3 separate regions of the Homo sapiens genome follow, and all the other regions are linked to region 1. Evidence: chromatin loops called from intact Hi-C (ENCODE). Cell type or tissue: mammary epithelial cell. All regions are shown on one strand.

Region 1 (8,000 bases):
TAGAGTCTTTGTGGTTTTCCAGTTATAGAATCACATCTTCAGTAAAGAGAGATAGTTTGACTTCTTTTTTTTTTTCCCTGTTTGGATACCTTTTATTTCTTCCTCTTATCTGATGCTCTGGCTAGGACTTCTAGTATTATGTTGAACAGGTGTGGTGAGGGTAAGCATCCTTGTCTTGTTCTGGTTCTCAAGGGGAATTGTTACAGCTGTTGCCCATTCATTCAATATGATGTTGGATGTGGGTTTGATGGCTCTTATTATTTTGAGCTGTGTTCCTTTGATGCCTAGTCTGTTGTGGGCTTTTCACACGAGGCGATGTTAGATTTTATGGGAGGCTTTTTTTGCATCTATTGAGATTATCATATGGCTTTTCTTAATTCTCTTTATGTGGTGAATCACACTTATTGATTTGAGTGTATTGCACCAACCTTACATCTCAGGAATTAAGCCTACTTGATCACAGTGAATTAACTTTCTGATGTGCTGCTGGATTTGGTTCACTAGTATTTTCTCAATGATTTCTGTGTCTATGTTCTTCAGGGATATTGGTTTGTAGCTTCCCTTTTTCACTGTGTCTTTGCCAGGTTTTGATATCAGGGTCATGCTGGTTTCATAGAATGAGTTAGGGAGGAGTCTCTCTTTGATTTTTTTTTAGAATAGTTATAATAGGATTGGTACTAGCTCTTTGTATATCTGGTGGAATTTGGCTGTGAATCCATCTGGTCTGGGCTCATATTGTCTGGCAGGTTTTTAATTACTAATTCAATTTCAGAACCTGATATTTGTTTGTTCAGGGTTTCAATTCCTTCCACATTCAATCTTGGGAGTTATGTGTTTCCAGGAATTTATCCATTTTCTCTAGATTTCTAGTTTGTGTGCCTAGATGTCTTCATAATGTATGAGGTTTTTTTTTGTATTTCTGGTTGTGTTTCTTTGGATCTTTCTCTCTCTCTCTTTTATTAGTCTAGTTAAGAGTCTATTAATCTTGTTTATTCTTTACAAGAATAAACTTTTTGTTTCATTGATTCTTTGTATAGATTTTTTTGGTCTTAGTTTCTTTCAGTTCTACTCTGATTTTGACTATTTTCTTCTGCTAGCTATGGGGTTAGTTTTTTCTTGTTTTTCTAGTTACTCTAGGTATGATGTTAGGTTTTTAAAAATCTTTCTAACTTTTTGAGATAGGCATTTAGCACTATAAACTTTCCTTTTAACACTTTTACTGCATCCCAGAGATTTTGATATGTTGTATCTCCATTTTTATTTATTTCAAATAATTTTTAAATTTCTACTTTAATATTTTTATCCCAAAATCATTTGGGGGCACATTTTTAAATTTCCATGGAATATTGTGTTTTTTAAGGGATCTGCTGGGTATTTATTTTTATTTTTATTGTACTGTTTTCTGAGACTATGATTGGCATGATTTCATTTTTTTTAAATTTATTGAGACTTGGTTTATTAAGTATGTGGAAAATCTTAGAGTATGTTCTGTGTGCAAATTAGAAGAATGTGTATTTTGTGGTTATTGGGTGGAGTATTCTGTAGACTTCTATTAAGTCTAATTGGTCAAGTTTTGAGTTTAAGTCCAGGATTTCTTTGTTAGTTTTCTGCCTCAATGATCTGTCTAATACCGTTAGTTAAGTGTTGTAGTTCCCCTACTATTATTGTGTGGCTGTCTCAATCTTTCATAGGTTTAGAAGTACTTGTTTTATGAATTTGGGTGCTCCAATGTTGGGTTTGTACGTATTTAGGATAGTTAAGTCTTTTTGTAAAATTGAACCATTTATCATTATGTAATGCTCTTGTCTTTTTTTTTTTTTTTTTTGCTGTTGTTGGTTTAATGTCTGTTTTATCTGATATAAGACTAGTGACCTCCGCTCCTTTTTCTTCCATTTTTTGATAGATATTTCTTTAACCCTTTACTTTGAGCCTATGTGTGTCCTTACATGTGAGATATGTCTCTTGAAAAGAGCAAATGGATGGGTCTTTTTTCCTTTTAAATCCAGTTTGGCACTCTGTGCCATTTTAATGGGGTGTTTAAATCATTTACATTCAAGGTTAATATGGATATGTGAGGTTTTGATCCTATCATGAAGTTGTTTGCTGGTTGCTTTGTAGTTTCTACTGTGTACTTGCTTAATGGGGTGTCAACTATGTTGGTGGCTTAAGTGTGTTTTTGTGGTAGCAGGTATCATTCTTTCATTTGCATGTTTAGAACTTCCTTAAGGATCTCTTATGAGGCTGGTCTAATGGTGACAAATTCACTTAGTGCTTGCTTGTCTGGAACAGATTTTATGTCTCTTTCTCTTAGAAAGCTTAGTTTGGTGGGATATGAAATTCTTGACTAGAAATTTCTTTGGTTAAAGAATGCTGAATATAGACCCCTAATCTCTCCTGGCTTGTAAGGTTTTGGCTGAGAAGTCTGCTGTTAGCCTAATGGGGTTTCCTTGGTATCTTATCTGACCTTTTTCTCTAGCTACTATTAAGACATTTTTCTTTAACATTGACCTAGGACAGTCTGGTCACTATTTGTCTTAGTGATGTTTGTTTTGTACAGTATCTTGCAGGTGTTCTCAGGATTTCTTGTATCTGGATATCTCCTTCACTAGGAAGATTAAGGAAATTTTCTTAAATTATTCCCTCAAATATATTTTTCAGGTTGTTTACTTTTTCTTGGGTTAGTTCAAAAGACTAGTCTTCAAGCTCTGGAATTCTTTCTTCTTCTTAGTCCAGTCTATTGATAAAGCTTTCAATTGTATTTTGAAAAATTTAGTGAGTTTTTTAACACTAGAAGCTCCGATTGATTTCATTTTAATATATTTACCTCTTCTTTCATTTTTTGGATTGATTTGGAAATTTCTTTGTGTTGATTTTCATCCTTGTCTTGGATCTCATTGAACTTCCTTGAAATCTGTGCTTTGAATTATTTGTGTCAATTCTGAATTTCCATTTTGGTTAGAGCCCATCAATGGAGAGCTAGTGTTATCCTTTGGTGATGCCAATAAGTTCATATTTTTCGTGATGCCAGAATTCTTGTGCTAGTTCCTTCTCATCGGGAGATGCTGGCACTTCTAATTTTTGTAATTATTTTCATGAGGGTAGCATTTTTTCTTCTTATTTCTTTCTCTATAATATTATTTTTTCTTCTTTCCCTCCTCCTACCCCCAAGGGGGTTTAGAGTGTAGAGAATCCTGGGTAGGGTCATTTGGCTGTGCTTCTATAGCCCTCTGGACTTTTAGCAAGTTTTATATTGGACTGTGTAGTATAACCTATGAGCCAGTAGATGGCGCTTAAGGGTAAGAGCCAGCTGCAGCCAGCTAGGCTAGGTATATGCTTCATCCTTGCTTACTGGGAGAAGCTCTCTGTTGCTTCAGGCAATGGACTAATCCATGAAATGCAGAGTGGTCTCAGCTCCCTGCTCAGCCCCGGGAGTGCTGGGAGCATGATTGGCTGGGCCAGACCAAGCAGGCCCACCTGCAAGTCCCCCAGTGGCAGGCACAAGCACCAGCACTGGGAGAATCCAGTGGCTTGCCACAAAACATCCAAAGATGTGCCTAAGCATGGAGCTGGGAAACTTCCTCAACCTAAAGTTCATTGCAAGGGTGGGGGTGCAGGAGATTGGTGGCCTAAACTCCTAATCCAGGAGAGTAGGTTCTCCAGGTGCCTAGAGATCTGTCTGGTCATGGAGTGTACCACAGTCTCTGCAGAGAAAAGGTGGAGTGTCTCAGGCTGGAAGTCCTGGTCTTCCTGGAGATATGCCTGGGTGTGGGGTGGAGAGGGCCCTGCTTCACCCAGTCTCTGCGCGGGAAGGGTGTGCTACCTCAGGTTGCCAATTCAGGTGAGTGGGTGCTAAGAATTCCTGGAGATCTGCCTGAGTGTAGAGCAGAGAGGGCCCCACTTCACCATAATCTCTGCACAGGAAGGGGAGTGTGGCTTAAGCTACTGATCCTTTTGAATGGGTGCTCTGACTGCCTGGAGATCTGCCTGGGCATGGGAGTGGAGAAAGCCCCACTGTATCACAATCTGTGCACAGGAAGGGTGGGGCAGCCAAAGCTGCCAACCTAGTCAGTGGGTGATCCAAATGCTTGGAGTTCAGCCTGAAAATGGAACAGAGAGATCTCCACTGCACCAGAACCTCTGCCCAGGAAGGGTGGGGTGCCTCAGGTTGATATTCCATGAGAGCGGCTGCTCTAAATGACTTGATATCTGCCTGAGTATGAAACAGAGAGGGCCTCACTGCACCATGATTTACGTCCAGGAAGGGTGGGGTGATTCAGAGGGCTAGTCCAGGCAAGCATGTGCTCTGAATGCCTGGAGTTCTGCCTGAGGGTGGAGCGGAGAGGGCCCCACTGTACCACAATCTCAGGGGAACAGGCTGGGAATGACACAGCAATGACACATGCAGCCCAGTTTCAGGTTGCCAAGCTAGCCCTAGCTACAAGTCTCATTTTCCAGAGAAACTGCAGCTGTAGTAGCTCTCCTCTCATCCCCAGTCTATGATGGGGGAGAGCAGAATTCCAGCACCTACTGCTGAGGCACTTCCCACAGTTCTGGCTATGGAGGCCCCTACTGCATGCCAAAACAAGTGCTCCAATCTCTGGCCCAAGACTAAAATGCCTGCATGGCCAGGCTGCCAGGTCACCAAAGAATGTCTGACTTTGTACGTGCCTGGATTAAAAATGGCACCCTGTTCTTGGTCTGGGGTCTGAAAAAATGCCTACAGCTTTTCTCAGTGTCTTTTCCCCTCAGTACTTCCAGCTGTCTCCTTAAGTTAGCTCTGGGGCTTGAGGGAAACAAAGTGCGCTCTTGCAGTCCAAGTTGCTCAGATTCCCAGTGGAAAGATGAGTCACAGAGGCAGGCTCTCTGCCTCTCTCATGTACTGGGGCCTCACTCACTTTTATGAGCTGGACACCATCACAGGGGCTGTGTGCCCGCATTCTACTCTCCAGGATCTGAGATGTCCTTCGTGATTTTGGTGGATTCCCATTTTTCTCCTTGAATTGAGCTCAGAATTTCCAAGTGCCTGAATCACACTGAAATCTTCTAATATTCCATCTTAGAAAAACAATAAAAACAAAACCAAAAACAACACAAAACTTTATCTTTTAGGGGAATTTAAACCATTTACATTCAGTGTTGTTATTGACAGGTGAGAACTTACACCTGTCAGTTTATTTCCTGATTGTCTTGTATATCCTTTGTTCTTTTCTTCTTCATTTATTATTTACCTTTACACATTGATAGTTTTTTGTAGTGACAATGTTTGATTCATTTCATTTTCTCATTTGTATATCTGCTCTATGAGTGAGTTTTATACTTTCATGTGTTTTAATGATGATATTATCTTTTTGTTTCCAGATGTAGGACTATCTTAAGCATTTCTTGTAAGGCCATCTAGTGACAATGAATTCTCAGTTTTCTTGTGTATGTGAGACTATTTCTCCTTCATTTTCGAAGGATAGCTTTGCTAGCTATAGTATTTTTAACTGGAAGCTTTTTCTCTTTCTTTTCTTTTTTCTTTTCTTTCTTTGTTCACTTTGAATATATCACCCCATTCTCTCTTGTCCTATAAGGTTTCTGCTGAGAGATCCACTATTAGTCCATTGGAGATTCCCTTATATTTCACTTGATGTTTTTCCTTTTCTGTTTTTAGAATTCTCTTTGTCTTTGACTTCTGACCAGTTTGACTTTAATGTGCTTTGGAGAAGACCATTTATTGTTTGAATATCTGGGAATCTAGATGTCTATATCTTTTGCAAAATGTGGAAAGTTTTCACCTATTATTTTGTCAAATAAGTTTTTTATAACTTTGTTCATCTCGTTTCTTTATAGAACTCAAAAAATTTGAATATTTGGTCCCTTAGTGGTGTCCCATATATTGTGTAGGCTTTCTTTATAACTTTTTCTTTGTCTGACTAGGTTACCAAAAAACCTGTCTTCAAGTCCAGAAATTCTTTATTCTGCTTATCTAGTCTATTGTTAAAGCTCTGAATTGTATTTTTTATTTTATTCAAAGCATTCTTCAGTTCCAGCATTTCTGTATTTTTATTATAATACCTATCCCTGTTGAATTTCTCATTCAGAAAATTATTTTTTCCTTATTTCTTTGTATTATTTATCTTGTATCTCACTGAGTGAGTTTCTTTAGTATTATTTTGAATTGTTTTTCAGGTACGGTTTAATAGATTTTTATTCTTTGAGATTTGTTACTAGGGATTTATTGTGTTCCTTTGAAGGTTTAATAATTCCTTGCTCTTTGTATCCTTATGTTAATACCTGTGTGTCTGTTGTAATGATTGTTTCTTTCAGTTTTATGATTTGGCTTTTGTAGGGAAAGACATAGCTATAGTGTTGAGTAGGGTCTTTGGCTTTGATTCCAGGTGGGCACAGTAGTAAAATCTTATGTAATTTCTTTAGCTGTAGTCAGCATGAGCGGTGTCTGTGAGTTCCACAGTGGCTTAGGCTGTGGTTGTTAGTGGAAGCTGTGGTGAGGCCTTGCTAGAGATGGGGACACCAGGCAGATAGGTCCTTGGCACCATTGATGGCAGTGATGGGCTGAGCATGCTGGTCTTCAATCCCCTGAGTGGCATACATGGGTGCTAACTATGGAAAATCTGTGTGGGCCAGTCCTTGGGCTTCCAGGTCACGTGCTCAGGTGCTGTTGGTGGCAGCAGAAGGCCATCCTTGAACCTCTGAGTGGTGTGCATGGTATCAGCAGTGGAAGTAGTGGCAGCAGGTCATCTTTTGGGCCCTTGAGCATTGCCTGCAAGTTCCAGTGGTGGTCATGGTGGACTAGGTAGGCTGCTTCCCCAGCTTCTAGGTGGTGGAAGTAGTGGCAGTAGCAGGCTGAGTGGGCTGGTCCCATGGCCTGCCACCACCCTGGGAGAAAGACTTGCATGCTGGCAGAAGGCGAGATAGGCTCATCTTTATGCCCATGGGTGGCACACATGTGCACCAGTGGATGATGAGGATGGTCAATTCCCAGGCCCCCAGGTGACACATATGGGCACCAGTGGTGACTGAAGGGGTAAACCTTTCTTCAGGCTCCCAGATGGTACACATGGGCACCAGCAGTGGTGGGTGGGGTGGATCAATCCCTAGGCCCTTGGACAATGTGTGTGAGCACTGGTGGCAGTGGCAGCAGGAAGGCAGGCCCATCCTCACATCCTCTAATGGTGTACATGAGCACCCACTATAGAAAATTAGGCAGTTCAATCCCCAGATCCCTGGATAGCATGCTTAGGTGCTGGAGGTGATGGTGGTGGGCAGGGCATGCTTGTCCTTATGCCCCTGGATGGTGCACATGGGGACCAATGGCAGTGGGAGGGGCAAGCCTGTACTCATGCCCCAGGACAACACACAGGTAGGCCAGTCCCCAGGCTTTCTGAAAGTGTATGCAGCTGCATGTCAGCCCTGTTGCTGGGGTGGGGGTGAGGGGTTGCAGCCATGGCGGTGGCTCCAGGCAGGTAACTACCAGGCTCTGGGGGCCATGTACTTTGGCTCCCTTTGTCCTAGGAGAAGGCTCCCTGGTGTGCCATCCCACCTGATCCCTGGGGTATAGGACACAGCATAGGCTAGAGTGCTGGGGACCCAGAGACACCACTGGGAACAGCTGGCACTGCAATCTTGCAATCCTCTGGCTGGACATAGGGGAATGTCAGTAGGGCTCCAGGGATATGAAGCTACAGGGGCTTTTGAGACCCAGAGTATGATGTAGTCTGGTCCGAGCTGGAGTTTCAAGATGGTGTTATGTTGCAGCTGCTTGGGTCTCAGGGGGTGCCTGGGACCCGGCGCAACTTCCCTGTCTGGAACAATGCTTTTTTGTGGACTCCAGGTAGCTCTCTATACTTATCTTAGGGCCCCACAAAAGTTAAGGGGTTCCCCTGTGGCTAGGATTGCAGGAATCCATGGTGGGAGTTTGGGCTGTTGTATATCTCTCACTTACCTTTTCCCCACAACAGGGTGTGGCTCTTGGCACTGAGCTGATCCCTGCCAGCTGC
Region 2 (8,000 bases), 910 kb after region 1:
GGAAGATTTGAATAGAAACTTCAAAAATGATATATAAAAGGTAAACGCATGAAGGATGTCAACACCATTAGTCACAGAAATATGCAAATTAAAACACCAATGAGATAAGCCTTTGTAGCCACTCGAATAACTATATTTTTTTAAATGACAATACCAAGAGCTTGCAATGATGAAGAACAACTAGAACTATCATACACTGCTGGCAAAGTCAAATACGCAGTCACAGCCACTTTGAAAAACAGTTTGGTAGTTTCTTAAAAATTTAAACACTAACTATCATATAACTAAATCCCACTCCTATAGCATTTACTCAAAAGAAATGAAAACCTACATCCACAAGACATATACATGAATCTTCATAGCAAGTTTATTTACACTAGCCCAAAACTAGTAGAGAAACAAGGTTTCCATTCTGGAAAAGGCAAAACTATTGGGACAGAAAGCACATTAGCTTTCTGTCAGTTGCCAGGGGCTGAGGATGGTGACAGAACTAAATTGGAAGGTATACAAGAGAACTCTATGAAATGATGAAAATCAACAAAATTTAAATGTGGCAGTATGAAAAAACACCACAAACATTTGTTAAAACTCAATGAATTGTATACTTAAAATTAGTGAATGTATTATACATACCTTATAGCTCACTAAAACTGATTTTAAAAAGAAAAAAGATGCTCTGAATACAAATAATCACTTTGAATACAAATGATCACTTTTCCCCCCATGACTTTCTAATGTAGGCAGGACTTGACAGGGATGGCTCATCTCCATAATCCACACAGCATCAGCTGCGAGGGCAGGGAAACTGAAGGATCCACTTCTCAGATCACCCATTTGGCAGGTACACGGATGCTGGCTGTCAGCTAGAAGCTTAGCAAAGGCTACAGGCTAAGGTATTGGTGGGCTTTTTCCCACAGCATGGTAGCTGTGGCCCCGAAATGAGCATGCCAAGATGTACAGGCAGAAGCCAAGACACTTTTTATGACTCAGTCTAGGAAGTCACACTAGTATCTCTTCCACCATTATCACAAGCCTGTCCATATTCTAGTAGAGGGACACAGACTCCACCTCGTTGTGGGAAGAATATCAAAACCACATTATAAAGTAGAATGTGTGAGATGGGAAATATTTTTCTCGCTATCTTAGTAAAGACAACCAACCACATTGGATTTTTATTCTGTAGATAAATGGGAACCATTAGGGCAATGTGAAGACAACAGGATCTCATCTATATTTTTGGATAACTCCAGAAGCACTGTTGGGGATAAACTAAAAAAGAGACTGAAAGTGTGTGTGGGTGGGAGGTACCTTAAGGTAAATTTTAAGAGTCAAAAAAAAAAACAAAAAGAGAGACCATGAAGTGGCACAAATTCTGTGCACTGAAGTGAAAAACAGCCAGAGACTCTAAGTATGACAGAAATGTCTTGGCCACAAATGCATGCATCTGAGTACACCTACATCCTCTGGAACAAGGTGATGCCATTAAATGAGACAAAGTTCAAGAGGGACATTATATTCTTTTTGGCACATGTTAGTTAAGGGAGAATGCATTTGAAAACAGAAAACGAGAGGAGAAAGCCACAACAGAGAGCATATTTGATACAATTTGTGAAGAAGGGAATCAATTTTGATAAAGAGTTGGCTACAATCCACCTGAGAAAAGGCAATATAGATTATATTTACCTTAAATATTGTTATTTATCTGCACATAAAATGACTGAAAAGTATGCTTTAATACCTCTGCTTCCTTCTTGCCCAAAATATTCTCTTTGTAGTTCATTGGGTTAATAAAACTGCCTATCCAGAGATTTGCCTCTAAAGTGAGGGGGTAGAAACCACTTACATAGTTCTTTTTTAAGTAATGATAGTGAACATACATGAAGTCAAAGAATAAGCGAAATTTTTAAAAACCTTACATCATCTGGAGTAGGGCGGACATCTATGGTTGAATTTCTCACCCTTATTACTTGCTAAAAGAACTGATTTATTTGGTTACCAAATGACCATGTGCTTTAGGGGGGTTAGATTTATAAACCCCTGAGTGGCTCTTAATTGATGTAACTCAGTGTTCCCAATCCTAGCTACTTGCACAATAAAACCACCTGGAAGCTTTTAAAAGACTAATGCCTGGTCCCCCTCCCCAGCTATTCTGATTTAATTGGTTCGGAGTTACAGGGTCTTTTAATCAAGAGGGGACAAGTCTGAGGACAAAAGCCAAATCAATGAGGAACTAAGATTGTCAGAGCAGAAAGATGGATAAAACCTTGATCTTGACAATGTTATTGAGTTAATCGGCCCTAGAATTTCCTTTCATCCAGGTTTCTCATCATGTAAGTAACAAAGTTTTCCTGGTTCTTTAAGCCACCTATGGTCGTGTTTTCTGTTACCTGCAGTGAAAAGCATCCTACATGTTATCCCTGGCAATACAATTTTTGAGATACAAGTTTGGCTTTATAAACAAGAAGTAGAACTTCAGTCATTCTGCTGACAAAGGACAAGCCAATTTTACATGAGCCAGACAAGAATGATGTCACTTTACTGCATATGCAAATAATTTTCCACAACTTATAAAATATGTCTAATTTTGAATATGGACAGATAGGCAGGTATCAGGTACCTACTCAATTGCCTCTCAAGATAGCTGCAGACTTTTCTTTGAAACTGAATGATGCAGAGTATATACAATAATCTTATGCACACATCTTTCACGAGTTTTTAAAGATCTGTTTCCTAGATAGATTAGTCTGAAATAAATAAGGACATTTCCAAAAACCAAAATGAAACAAATAGGTGACGACATCTCCTACTTGTCCCGCTCATCAATTCTATACTTAAACATAGTAAAAGCCACTGCCACCAATCCTCTGCTGCTAGGGCAAACTATTCATCTCTGGCTCTGATTGAAGGTGTGACAAGAACAGGAAGTACCTGATTTAAGGGATTCTGCACCCAGATTCAATTCTAAGTCAATTATTTAGAACTTCCTTTGGTCTCAAAGGAATGAGGACAGCTTGTCACATCAAAATCTAACCTCTGATGCCTGGGCTCACAGACCAGCAGGGGAGTGGGGTGTGTCTCACTCAACAGGGCCAGCCCAGAGAGGGTACGGCCTATCTGCCCCTGCCTGAGAGAGCCCCGGGGACCAGAACATCTAACAAAGGAAATGTGGGCATGGAGCCAGTGACTGGACAGGGCTCCTTCATGGCCTAGGAGTGGACCAGGTGAAGGGGTCATCTCTCTCTCCCACCAACACAGACACTAACTACCAACAGAACCAAAATACAAAAGAACCAAAGTACAAAAGAGTTGTGTGGCTAAGTAAGAGCCTATCTGCTGACCAACATTCTGAAGCACCACCTACTGGATTGCAGCCCAAAATACACCACCAAAACATTTTGCCAGTATACAACACCAGTGAAAACTTTTAAAAATCTAGCTACAGGGCTGGGCTCCATGGCTTACGCCTGTCATCCCAGCAGTTTGGGAGACCAAGGTGGGGGGATCACCTGAGGTCGGGAGTTCGAGACCAGCCTGACCAACATGGAGAAACCCCATCTCTACTAAAAATACAAAAATTAGCCAGGCGTGGTGGCGCATACCTGTAATCCCAGCTTCTCAGGGGGCTGAGGCAGGAGAAATGCTTGAATCTGGGAGATGGAGCTTGCAATGAGCCGAGATCACATCATTGCACTCCAGCCTAGGGAGCAAGAGCAAAACTCCAGCTCAAAAAAGAAAAAAAAAAATCTAGCTACAAATAAAGATTCTGTATAGAGTCATGATCCTCTGTAAACACCCAGAAACAAAGCCAACTAACTATACCCAACTTACATCACATTTAAAGGAACACTAGCCACTAGCCCTCACACACAAGAAAGAATCAGCACAAGAACTCTGGCAACTCAAAAAGCCAGTGTGTTCCCTTATCTCCAAATAAACCCAGAAATGGTTCTTAACCAGATTTAGATGTATGAAATGACAGACAAAGAATTCAGAATCTGGATGGCAAGGAAGCGCATCAAGATGCAGGAGAAAGTTGAAACCCAATCCAAGGAATACAGTAAAACAATCCAGAAGCTTGAAAGACAAAATAGCCATTTTAAGAACCAAACTGAGCTTCTGGAAGGGAAAAATTTACTTCAAGAATTTCATAATACAATCAAAAGTATTTTTTTTTGAGATGGAGTTTTGCTCTTGTTGCCCAGGCTGGAGTGCAATGGCACGATCTCCGCTCACCGCAGCCTCCACCTCCCAGGTTCAAGCAATTCTCCTGCCTCAGCCTCCCAAGTAGCTGAGATTACAGGCATGCACCACCACGCCCAGCTAACTTTGTATTTTTAGTAGAGACGGGGTTTCTCCATGGTGAAGCTAGTCTTGAACTCCTGACCTCCAGGTGATCCGCCCACCTCAGCCTCCCAAAGTGCTGGGATTACAGGTGTGAGCCATCGCACCCAGCCCCTTACAATCAAAAGTATTAACAGCAGAATAGAGCATGCTGAGGAAAGAATCTCAGAGCTTGAGGACCAATTTCTCAAATCAACCCAGACAAAAATAAAAAAGAATTAAAAATTAAAAAAAACACCACTGAGTAATATGGGATTATGTGAAGAGACCATGTTTACAGCTCATTGGCATTCTTGAGAGAGAAGGAGAGAGTGTAAGCAACTTGGAAAATGTATTTGAGAATATACTCTACGAAAATCTCCCGAATCCTGCTAGAGGAAGACATATAAATTCAGAAAAAACAGAGAACCCACGCGAGATACTATACAACATGACCATTCCAAGGCACATAGTCATCAGATTCTCCACGGTCAATGCAAAAGAAAAAAACCTGAAAGGCAGCTAGAGAGAAAGGTCAGGTCACCTGCAGAGGGAACGCCATCAGTTTAGCAGCAGACCTCTTAGAAGAAACCTTACAAGCCAGAAGAGATTGGAGGTCTATTTTCAGCATTCTTAAAGAAAATAAATTACAGCCAAGAACCTCATATCCCACCAATCTAAGCTTTGTAAGTGAAGGCAAAATAAAATGCTTCTCAGACAGGTAAGCAGTGAGGGAATTCATTACCACACCAGCCTTACAAGAGGTCCTAAAGGGAGTGCTAAACATTGAAATAAAAGTTTAAAACCTGCTACCACTAAAACACACTCAAGCACAATAGCTCACAGACAATATAAAGCAATTGCACAACCAACTCTACAAAGCAAACAGCCAACAACATAAAGACAGGATCAAAATCTCATATATCGTACTAATCCTGAATGTAAATGTTCTAAATCTCCCCACTTAAAAGGCATAGAATGGCAAGATGGATAAAAAGGCAAGACCCAACTGTCTGGTGCCTTCAATAGATGGATCTCACATGTAATGACACAAACAGGCTGAAAGTAAAAATAAAGACCTATCATGCAAATGGAAAATAAAGAGCAGGAGTAGCTAGTCCTGTATCAGATAAAACAGACTTTAAACCAATAACAATCAGGGAGAACGAAGAAGGGCATTACATAATGATAAAGTGTTCTATTCAACAAGAAGACTTAACTATCCTAAACATATACACACCCAACACTGGAGCACCCAGATCCATAAAACAAGTTCTTCCTGACCTACGAAAACACTTACACCGCCATTATTACACAATAGTAGTGGGAGAGTTCAACACCACACTGACAGCATTAGACAGATCACTGAAGCAGAGAACTAACAAATTCTGGACTTAAACTCGATACTTGAACAACTGAACCTAATAAACATCTACAGAATACTCCACCTAACAACCATAGAATATACATTGTTCTCAGGTGCACATGTAACATATTCAAAGATCAACCACATGCTGAGTCTTAAAGCAAGTTTCAGTAAATTCAAAAAAAAAATTGAAATAATTCCAAACACACTCTCAGACCACGGTGCAATAAAAACAGAAATTGATAAAGAAGATTTCTCAAAAATAACACAAAAACATAGAAATTAAACAACCTGCTTCTGAATGAACCATTGTTCATTATATGAACAATGAAATCAGGACAGAAATAAAAATTCTTTGCAATTAACAAAAGCAGAGACACAACTTATAAAAATCTTTGGGAGGCAGCTAAAGTGATGTTAAGAGGAAAGTTTATAGCACTAAATGCCTTCATCAAGAGGTCGGAAAGATCTCAAGAATCTAACATCACACCTAGAGGAACTAAAAAACAAAACAAAACAAAAATTCAACTCTAAAGCTGGTAGAAGAAATAATTAAAATCAAATAAGAATTGAATAAAATTGAGACACAATTAACAACAACAAAAAACAGAAGATCCAAATAAGCACAATCGGAAGTGACAAAGATATTACAACCTATCCCACAGAAATATAAAAGATTGGAGACGATTATGAACACCTTTACATACACAAATTAGAAAATCTAGAGGAAATGGATAAGTTCCTGGAAACACAAAACCTCAAGATTGAACCAGGAAGAAAGTACAACTTTCAAGTTCAGAAATTGAATCACTGATTAAAAATCCACCAAACCAAAAGAGCTCCAGACGAGAGGGATTCACACCCGAATTCTATCAGATGTACAAAAAGGAAGTGATATCAGTACTACTGAATCTATTCCAAGAAAATCAAGGAGGAAGGGCTTCTCCTTAACTCATTCTATGAACCCAGCATCATCTTGATACCAAAATCTAGCAGACATACAACAACAACAACAATAACAACAACAACAAAAAAGCTTCGGGCCAATATTTCTCATGAACATAGAAGCAAAAATCCTCAACGAAATACCAGCAAACCAAATCTAACAGCACATCAAAAAGTTCACTCACCACAATAAAACAGGCTTTATTCCTGGGATGTAAGGTTGGTTGAACATACACAAATCAATAAATGTGATTCGCCATGTAAACAGAATCAAAAGCAAAAATCATATGATCATTTCAATAGAGGCAGAAAATTTACCTTTTGATAAAATCCAACATCCATTTGTGATGACATTACCCAACTTCAAACAATACTGTAAGGCTACAGTGATCAAAACAGCATGGTACTGGTACAAAAGAGACATATAGACCAATGGAACAGAACAGAGAACCCAGAAATAAACCCACACACCTACAACCATCAGATTTTCAACAAAATTGACAAGAATAAACAATGGGGAAAGGGCTCCTTATTCAATAAATGATACCAGAGTAACTGGCTAGCCATATGCAGAAGAATGAAACTGGACCCTTCCTCTCATTGTATACAAAAATTAACTCAAGATGGATTACTGATTTAAATGTAAGACCTCAAACTATAAAAATCCTAGAAGATAACCTAGAAAATACCCTGCTTGACACTGGCTTTGGCAAATAATTTGTGGCTAAGTCCCCATAAGCAATTGTAACAAAAACAAAAATTGATAAACGGGACCTAATTAAACGAAAGAGCTTCTGCACACCAAAAGAAATTCCCAACAGAGTAAACAGCCTACAGAATCGGAGAAAAAATATTTGCAATTATTTTGACATTTGACAAAAGTCTAATATCCAGAATCTGCAAGGAACTTAAAACGACAAGCAAAAAACAAACAATATAATTTAAAAATGGGCAAAGAGCTACTCTGGAGGCTAAGGCAGGAGGATCACTTAAGCCCAGGACATCAAGGCTGCAGTGAGCTGAGATCACACTGGGCAACAAAGCAAGACCTTGTCTCAAAAACAAGCGGGTGTTCAGGAGGGCAAAGAAAATGTAAATCAAAACCACAAAGAGATACCATCTCACACCAATCACAATGGAGGTTACTAAAAAAGTCAAAAAAATAAAAGATGTTACAGAGTCTTCCAAGAAAAGGGAATGCTGTTTGTAGGAAGGCAAACTAGTTTAGCCACTTTGGAAAGCAGTTTGGAGATATCTCAAAGAACTTAAAACAGAACTACCATTCAGCCCAGCAATCCCACTATTGGGTATATAACCAAAGGAAAATAATTTACAGTATCAAAAACATATATGTACTTGTATATTCAAT
Region 3 (8,000 bases), 270 kb after region 1:
GGTGGGGAATGGAACCATGCTAGTCTTGTAAGAGCTAGCTGAGTTACTACTCATCCCTCTCTTGAGCCAAACAGCTGAAGTTAGAGCACATATACCTACTGGGCATAAAGAGGACAATGGCTAGGGATAGGGTTGTATCATCAATCTTTACTTGCTGCTGCCTTTACATCGAGTAACTACTCATCTCCACTCCAGTATTCAAGATCCACTAGAAGTTTATCCAAGCTCAAGAGAAGTATTTCCTACACACTATCTGCAGCTCCTAAAGGGTGTGAGGGATAGGGTGAAATAATGGGCCAGTATTTGGAAGAGTTTGTGCCTTCTTAGTGACAAATAGTGATATAAGGTTTAGTAATCAGGTTTTCTAGCCAATTCAGAGGAATTGAGTAGAATATGAAAATAAATGTAAGATAATCAAGCTCCCACCTTCATGGAAAAGGGGAGGGCAGGAGCTTAATCATGAGCACATGTCCCTTGTAGGAATATGGAGATTTATTATGGTGTGTGGCATAATATGTTCCAAATATGTCCTGATTTAGGATCCCTTATTAATAAGCTTACCTTTCTGTCTCTTACACCCTGTCCAACTGCCATTAAGAGTTAATCATAATGCTGACATCAGGAAGAAGATGATTAAGTCCATTGCAGAAGCAGGAAACTAACCATAGTAGAAGAAGTCTTAGGTAGAGAAAAGTAGACATTAAGGGAAATATTTGCTTCTTGCAGTCTGGGACAATTTTGAGAAAAATAAGAGAAAAGTGAGGCAGGTGGCCGTTAAAGCTTTCATGCTCCTCTTCACACATATTTAGGAGCCAAAAGGAGTGATGTTGCCTTGAAAACATCTAAACAGCTTTGGAGAAGCTCAAGGATTGGAGATAAATGGCAAACTCCTTTCCTTTAAATATATTACTGTGGGTCTCAAGACCTCAGAAGAAACCCTCATGGCACCATCTAACACGAAGCAAGATTAGCAGAATTGAGGTGGAGGAGGAGGTGGATGGATGAATAATCCCAAGATAGACCCAAGCTTTTCACCAGTAGGTCCATGGCATGCAGGGCACCCAGAAGTTCCTGAATCTCCAAGAAGGGGACAATGTGTGAGAGCACTGTGGACCTATAGATGGCCGGGGTCAGGATGTATGAGTTTGAGATGGAGGGCAAAGGTCCACGGTGTAAAATTGCTGTGGTAAATGTCAACACAAAAGCCAGTAGGACAATAGCACTTCAAACTAGGGAGCAGATCCTTTTCAGCAGGGTTAAGCTAGGATCCTTCAGAATTTACAGAAGTTGGAGGCTACCTTTCCCCTAACTGGCACAGAATCATGTCAGCCACATCCCTTCCTAATATACCTGATTATATTATAGTAGAGAAGTAGAGGCAGAGCAAGAGGAAATCTGAGAATTTAAGCATATGACCTCAAGATCCTGAGCATCTGTGTAAAGGAGCTGCTACATTATTATACTGGACTGTTTATTGGGTTGTCCTAAATTTTATACACATCCCATTTCTAAGATGTAGTTGGTTTGTGAGGAAGAGCAGATGAGTTATAAAAATTTTTTGAAAACAATATAATTTCTTTGAGCATCTGAGTATAATAGAATAAGCAATTATGTTATCCTGGTATATTGTACATTAAATTGGCAAGGAAATAGTGTCCAAAAAGCCAATTAACAAGAAAACTCTTTTATTGATAGAAAAGCAAAACAAAATTTCCATGAATTCTAATATCTTTTTTCTTCTATCTATTGGATATACTCAAGTTCAAAAGTCAGTTTTTCTGTTGTCATCATTGTCACTGTTGTTGCTGTTCATCTCTCTATAGAAACAATCCCTTGTAATCACAACTGTAAGGGAAATATCCCTACCACAAATGGGTAGGACCTCCTTGATAAGTCATTGTCTCCAAATAAAGTTGATTAAATTCTTATTGTCAGCTAAGCATTCATACATGACACCAATTGTATTATTAGGTTGAAGACATTAATAAGTATTGATGTCAAGCCACATTAGCTGTTTCTCAAATGTTATCAAATAAATAACCAAATCAGAATCAGATTTACATTCATTCCAATGATTAAACACTCTCTTATAGATTGGGCAATTTATTCTAATATGAACTGAAACATCTGTGAGTTACAATCACAAGTTCCAACAAAAAATGGCCCAAATAAGTAGGCCTTTCAGATTCAAATTCAAAGTTCAGATTCACATGGGAATGGGACTAAGGAACCTGATCAGATTATATTAAAATTTCTGGTTCTACTTTAACCTGTAACTTCCACATAATATCAGCTAGCAATTGTTCAACTTTCACCCACAGAAAAGCATGAAAGCATATGTCTACATGATAAAAAAATAAAAATTTAACCATTATCTAATTAATACAATTGATACAGATAGAAATGGTGGAAAAGTCAGATGTCAAAGAAGTTTCTTAAAGCTAATTTATCCATATTATCCAAAAATGATTTCTCAAACTAAACAGATAATGGTCATATTTTCACTTTACCTTTAGCTATGCAGATATAAATTGTATTTCTACACAACATATAGGTTGAAAATGAAAAAAATCAAACCACAATCCAGGTTCCAGGTTTGTGGTCTAGATGGCCCTAAACCTCTTCTGGATATTTTTGCTTTCCATCTAGATATTTAGACCACATTGATATGGTCATAACTTTATTATCATTGCTACATTTGAGTCACTAACCTAGGAAAGGAAGCTTATCTAATTACCAATTTTCCAAGCTAACCAGGACTCTCCCCTTTCATTATTAAAGAGAAAGTCATTCAGATTTGACCCCAGAGAAACAAGTGCATGCACATACCGGACTTTTCAGTATCCTCTTTGGGTAAGAGGATGGAACAACTATTTTGGTTTCCATCTCATTCTTGTAATGACAGAAAAGAGAATACAAAAAGTCAATTGTAAATTTATACAAAACGTATGCATATATAAATACATATCTATGGGTGTATATAAAGTCTAAATATTATATCCATCTACATCTTCAAGATTCAGAGTCTTGTACCGTTGACATAATAGTATTCTCTCTCCAAATTTTCTCATTTTTAAAAACAATAAGAATCAAGCATGCCACCTTATTAATACTGAATAGCAAGTGCAGAAGTTAAGCTGTAGCTATAGGGGTTTGAAGCATTTAGTTTGACGGGACATCAGTGAATAAAATCCTTAAAATAAATTTAGCTATTTCCAGATTGCCTTTTGTTTCATAAAAATGAAAACCTAAATGCCCTGTTGGTAGCATCCCAAGCTCCTGAGACTGCCAATTGAGCCCTATAAGAAGCAGTGCTTTAAACAAGGTCTGTACAAATTGCTTGGATATGTGCTTATTGAAATAATTTTGTGTGGAAACTGGATTACTAGAATTTCATGTAATTCTCTATCTCATAAAAAAATCACAAGTAATACCACTGGAAGCTTAGGTTTTGAGTATATTAAGCTCAGTATGAAATCTGACTCACAAACTGCATCATCTTTACACAGAGCACTATTAAAAATATTAAACTACAGTCAATTAATGGAGAAAGGCACACACATTTAAAGTTGCACAATAAAAGTGTATTACAGATGTGTGCCCACGTTGAGAGGTATTGAGATCATTTGTTTTACAATATACATAATGCTTTTATTTCTCTTGCTCCTTGCATTCCTTTGGGGAGAAATGATGTAGGACAATTTCATAATTACCCCCACAGAGTGTACAGGCTGCTCCTTGGAAGGGGATTATTATTGCATGCCTTGAATATACTATGATTCATAAGGCAAGAACATATGCGTAGCTTCAGCACCAAGAAAATGGAATCGTTATCCAGCACTGCTCACAACAGAACATCTTATTGCTTTAATAAAATGGGAAATTATTCGCTGTAGAAAGTGCACCAAATAAGGGAAAGAAAGTAATATCCATGCACTTATTGGAGCTCATTGGAAATGATGAAGCTCCCTTCTGGGACCCTGATTCTATTCAAATTTCAAGTCCAAAAGTCATTCTGTAATAAGGTATTAAAGAGCTACCACTGGATGAGGGTAAGCTACAAAAATCAATGGACTTTCTTCTTCACAGTGCCTTAGTCATTCTGATGTACAGTGTAGAACTCTGATGCACTACAGGATTCCCTAGTGGCCTGAGGGAGTTAATGCACTCTTTTACCTATTACTAGGAAGTGACTAAGGCACTGGAGAAAAACTGGTTCATTGTTTAATATATTGTACCCAAAGATTATACCTGGTCTTCCTAATATTACAAGATGGCATGCTTCAATGATGATCTTCTGTGCTTCAGGAAAGGTGATTATCTTATGGGTGATTAAAATTAAGTTTATTAAATTATTTTTATAAAAGATGCAAACTGAGCTTGGGCAATTTAATAGATGACCAAAAATATTAGAGGTAATGTTTCCTCTGGATAAGAGCACATATGTCTGGACCAAGTAGACAATTTAGAACAATGAGTTGCTTGGGAGAGGGATGCTCATAGGGGCACTGTTGCCTTACACCCTGCAGGATAGTAAGGACTCTCTTGGTAGAGCTTTTTGCAGATCACTTTCATTCATACATTTTCCAAAAATTTGAATAGCTGTCAAAGGCTTGATTTCCAAGAAGAGATGTCACTGCATATAATTAATATTGTAATATGCTTCTGGCTTCTTCTGTCATTCAACCAAAGGAAACAAGGTGGTAAATAACTATAGACTACTTCCATTTCTAACATAGATGGCCTTGTCTGGCATTAGAAAATAATAAAATATTTATCTTATTTTCTCACTTTCTTTTTTTCTCAGTATTTTTGTATGTTCAGTGAAGTTAGGACAGACTGAGAAAGAGAGCCTTTCTTTTGCTGCAGGCACAGATTTGTAACTAAACAAACAAGCTGCAAACATTTGTATCCTATAAGTAATTACTGGATCTAGCTTTTCTTGAAATTCGCATGTCTTATCATCCAAATTGCCCAACATCCCCACCAGTCTCATCCCCAACCACATACAGTACAAGCAAGCACACACACCACTGCCTCCAGGTGGTAACTGCATGCAGGGAGAACTACAGGCACTGTTTAAATATTAACCATGTTTTTAATAGATGGCATTCTTGCACATCCATTATTTGTTTGTTTCTGTGGTTGTGTTTTTTCTATTATTTGCAAAAGAAAAAATAAAGCGTGTGTGTCATCTTTTTATAACAGTCTACTACAGAATAAGGTACAAAAGAACACTTCTGGAAACAGCAGAAGCCAGGTCTGCACCACTGAATTTCTCATCCAGTGGTAACCATTATATCAACAGCTGGAAATTAAGAACAATAATATACAGTTTGGAGGACATAGTACAGAACTATAGTTTTTTTCTGTATTTGGTACCAATATACTAAATATATAACAAAGGTGCACTTGTTCTAAAAATAAAACAAACGTTCTAGTTGGTTAGATACTGCACTTTCAGTACTGCACATCACCTAATACTTTTTTTTTTTTACAAAAAAGGTAACTTATGCAATGTTTAATAATAAGAAAACCAATAGTACACGCTAACTCGATTGTAGAAAAAGAAGAAAGAACCCAACCAAAAGCCAGAATAGTCACTTTCCAAAACAGCCCCTCCTCTGCCTTCACAACTAGAGGAAGTAATCAGAACGGTGAGGCGACTTCAGCACCAGACCTGGCTGGACAGCTCCCAGATCCTTTGTAAATCCTGAAAATGTCACAAGTCAAAGGTGTACGGGTGGGGGCGGGGCAGGGAATGAAAGCGTTAGCTTTTTAAAAAAAACTCATTTAAAGATTTTAACGTACTTATGCTCGGCCAGCGAGGGTCATTTTAAAAAGTAAATTAAATGCTCTGTCCTGGAAAATGTAATGGTTAACCAAAGGGTGAGAAATGGGCGGACTGGCGAGGGGTACCTGTCATAAACACTTTCCGGGGACTATTCTCTATGGCCTCTTGCAGTCCTGGTGCTTAATGTAGACATTTTCTTTATAATATACTATTGCCTGAGCCCGGCTGAGGGTGGGAATGGGGAGGAAAGGGAAGCTAAAGGAAAAGTGAAAGCTTAGGGGTCAGAGGGGAAGGAAGGAAACTAAATCTTAACTTGACAGCTATGTACATTACCGGGCCCCCTCCCCTCCCTTTGCTCCGGGAATCAATGCCTTTTATATATTTGGTAGCTTGTGCGGTTTCTCCTCCTAATTGAGGGGAGCGCGGGGTGGAATGGGAAGATGCATCCTCCATTGACAGTTAGAAATTATGTGATTTGTCATGCGCTTGGATTGTGTTATTAGTATTATAATAATTACTATAAATATTAATAAAGTATTATTATCAGCGTTATTTCTTCTTCCGAGACTTTCCTCGCCCAATATTTACAAATACCGCACAGTGCCTCGGCGGAGGAGAAACAAGAGTAAGGGGAGGGCAGGTAAGGAAACCAGGAAGAGGAAAGAGGGGCCAGAGGAAAATGGAAAAGGAAGGAAGAAGGAAAAAAGCAAGGGTGGCAAAGATGCTGGAAACGAGGACGGGGAACGAGAGGGGCTAGACGATCAGGACAGTACCACCGTTTGCAAAAGGCCCTCGCCAGCTGTGTCCAAACAGGAGGAAGCTGCGTGTGCTCCTTGGGGACTGGAGGCTGGCGGTGGAGGCGGAGGAGCACAGGGACCCTGGCACGGGAGGCCAGGGGACGAAGAGGACAACGACGAGGCGTTGGAAGGGGCGCAGAAGGGAGAGTCCCGGGGCTGCCTCTCCAGCCGGGTTTCCTTTGCGTGGGTTGGGGCCTGCCTGCCAGGTCGGGGCAGCCCCCCGCCACCGCGGCTGCCGCTGCAGTGATCCCGCTCATATTCCTCCTGAGCCCTCTGCATCTTCCGCTTCTTCATCCTACGCTTGTGGATGTGGAAAGTGGAGAGGGACAGCACGATGAGGCAGAAGATGAGGGTAACCAGGACAATCAGCACCAGCGTGGAGGAGAAGGACTGGAAGAGCTGCTGTCCCACCTGCGTGATGCAGGTGCCGCTGCCTACTGCGCCTGGGCCGCGGGCACCCGTGTTGCCGCTGCCGCTGGCGTTGGGGGAAGCAAAGGTCCGGTTGAGGAGACACGGCGGCAACGCCAGCCTCAGCTCCTTCGGCGCCCTGGCACTCATTGGCGCGGGGCTGGGAGGGGCCAGGCCCACTAGGCTTCCCCTCTTGGGCACACCGTTCCTACCAGCCAAGAAGAGGACGGAGCCCACGCCACCCAAAACTGCTCCCTGTAGCGGGAGGGGGTGTGCGAGCGAGCCAAGGACTAAGGGAGCAACTGCTGGCAAGCAAGGCGACCAAGGAGTGAGCGGCGCCCGAGAGATCCTCGCCGATACCACCTCGAACACGTCTCCACGCTCCCCTTTCCTTTGCAGAGGCACCAGGCTGCAAAGACACAAAGCTTAGTTAGAATCTCGGCCGCTGCCCAGGGGAGTGCTGTCGGGAAAGATCAACCACCACCGCAAAGCGGCCCTCTGGGCACACTGCCTGAGCTGGGCGCTGCCTGTATTTTCGGTCAGCGGACCCCAGCCTGCCGGCCCGTGGCCGTGCACCAGAGCCACCAGCAGCCTGCTCATGCCACTCGACAGGATGGGGTCTGCGCCGGCACCGCGGAGGTGCAGATTACTCAGCAGATAAGGCAGCCTCCCTTCCGCCCTTCACAACTTTATAATTGCAACAGACACGCAGCCGCTTTGGTTGAAGTCCCTACTTCCCAGAGCGCCGGCTCTCCTCTTTTCTGCGCCCTCTCGGTTGATGTCTTCGCCTGGATCCTACCCTTCCCAGCACCCACTCCGGGCCGCCGCGCGGGCTCCGGGTACGCAGTCCTCCCTTCCTTTCCCTCCCCGTCCAGACTCGCCCTCCCTGGACAGCGTCAGATCCCTTGGGTCCCATTCCCAGGGGGATACCCCTGGCACCACATCCCACTCTGCCTCTGTCCGCGACCGCGGCTGACGCGCAGGAACGCGCTCCATCTCTT

Evidence for each region. Hi-C counts contacts between places; a loop is a spot of excess contacts. Peaks named below come from ENCODE experiments on the same cell type or tissue, not always from the same donor. Only the 100,000 strongest peaks of a DNase experiment are listed, where the experiment ranks them.
Region 2: a loop joins it to region 1, with 22 times the contacts of the local background. A loop is called at or near these places in 4 of 110 quality-filtered maps.
Region 3: a loop joins it to region 1, with 9 times the contacts of the local background. A loop is called at or near these places in 4 of 110 quality-filtered maps.

Annotation. Positions count from the first base shown.
Region 1 is chr11:109,692,712-109,700,711 of GRCh38, reverse strand. No RefSeq gene overlaps it. Among named protein-coding and RNA genes, the nearest start is that of LINC02715, 130 kb to the left of the region's middle. In mammary epithelial cell, CTCF peaks have their summits at 3,284 (motif pointing right) and 4,215; DNase peaks (open chromatin) are centred at 3,371, 4,291 and 4,821; H3K27ac peaks cover 2,551 bases.
Region 2 is chr11:108,784,105-108,792,104 of GRCh38, reverse strand. The region is part of intron 13 of DDX10 (DEAD-box helicase 10); the gene reads right to left. Among named protein-coding and RNA genes, the nearest start is that of DDX10, 120 kb to the right of the region's middle. In mammary epithelial cell, a CTCF peak has its summit at 3,360 (motif pointing left); no DNase peak of the experiment used is centred here.
Region 3 is chr11:109,422,783-109,430,782 of GRCh38, reverse strand. It overlaps C11orf87 (chromosome 11 open reading frame 87), which reads right to left. Exons shown (of 2, transcript NM_207645.4): 2 at 1,616-7,408. The coding sequence starts at 7,149. The coding sequence ends at 6,556. Among named protein-coding and RNA genes, the nearest start is that of C11orf87, 4.6 kb to the right of the region's middle. In mammary epithelial cell, CTCF peaks have their summits at 4,139, 5,039 and 6,997; no DNase peak of the experiment used is centred here; H3K4me3 peaks cover 1,367 bases; H3K27me3 peaks cover 1,222 bases.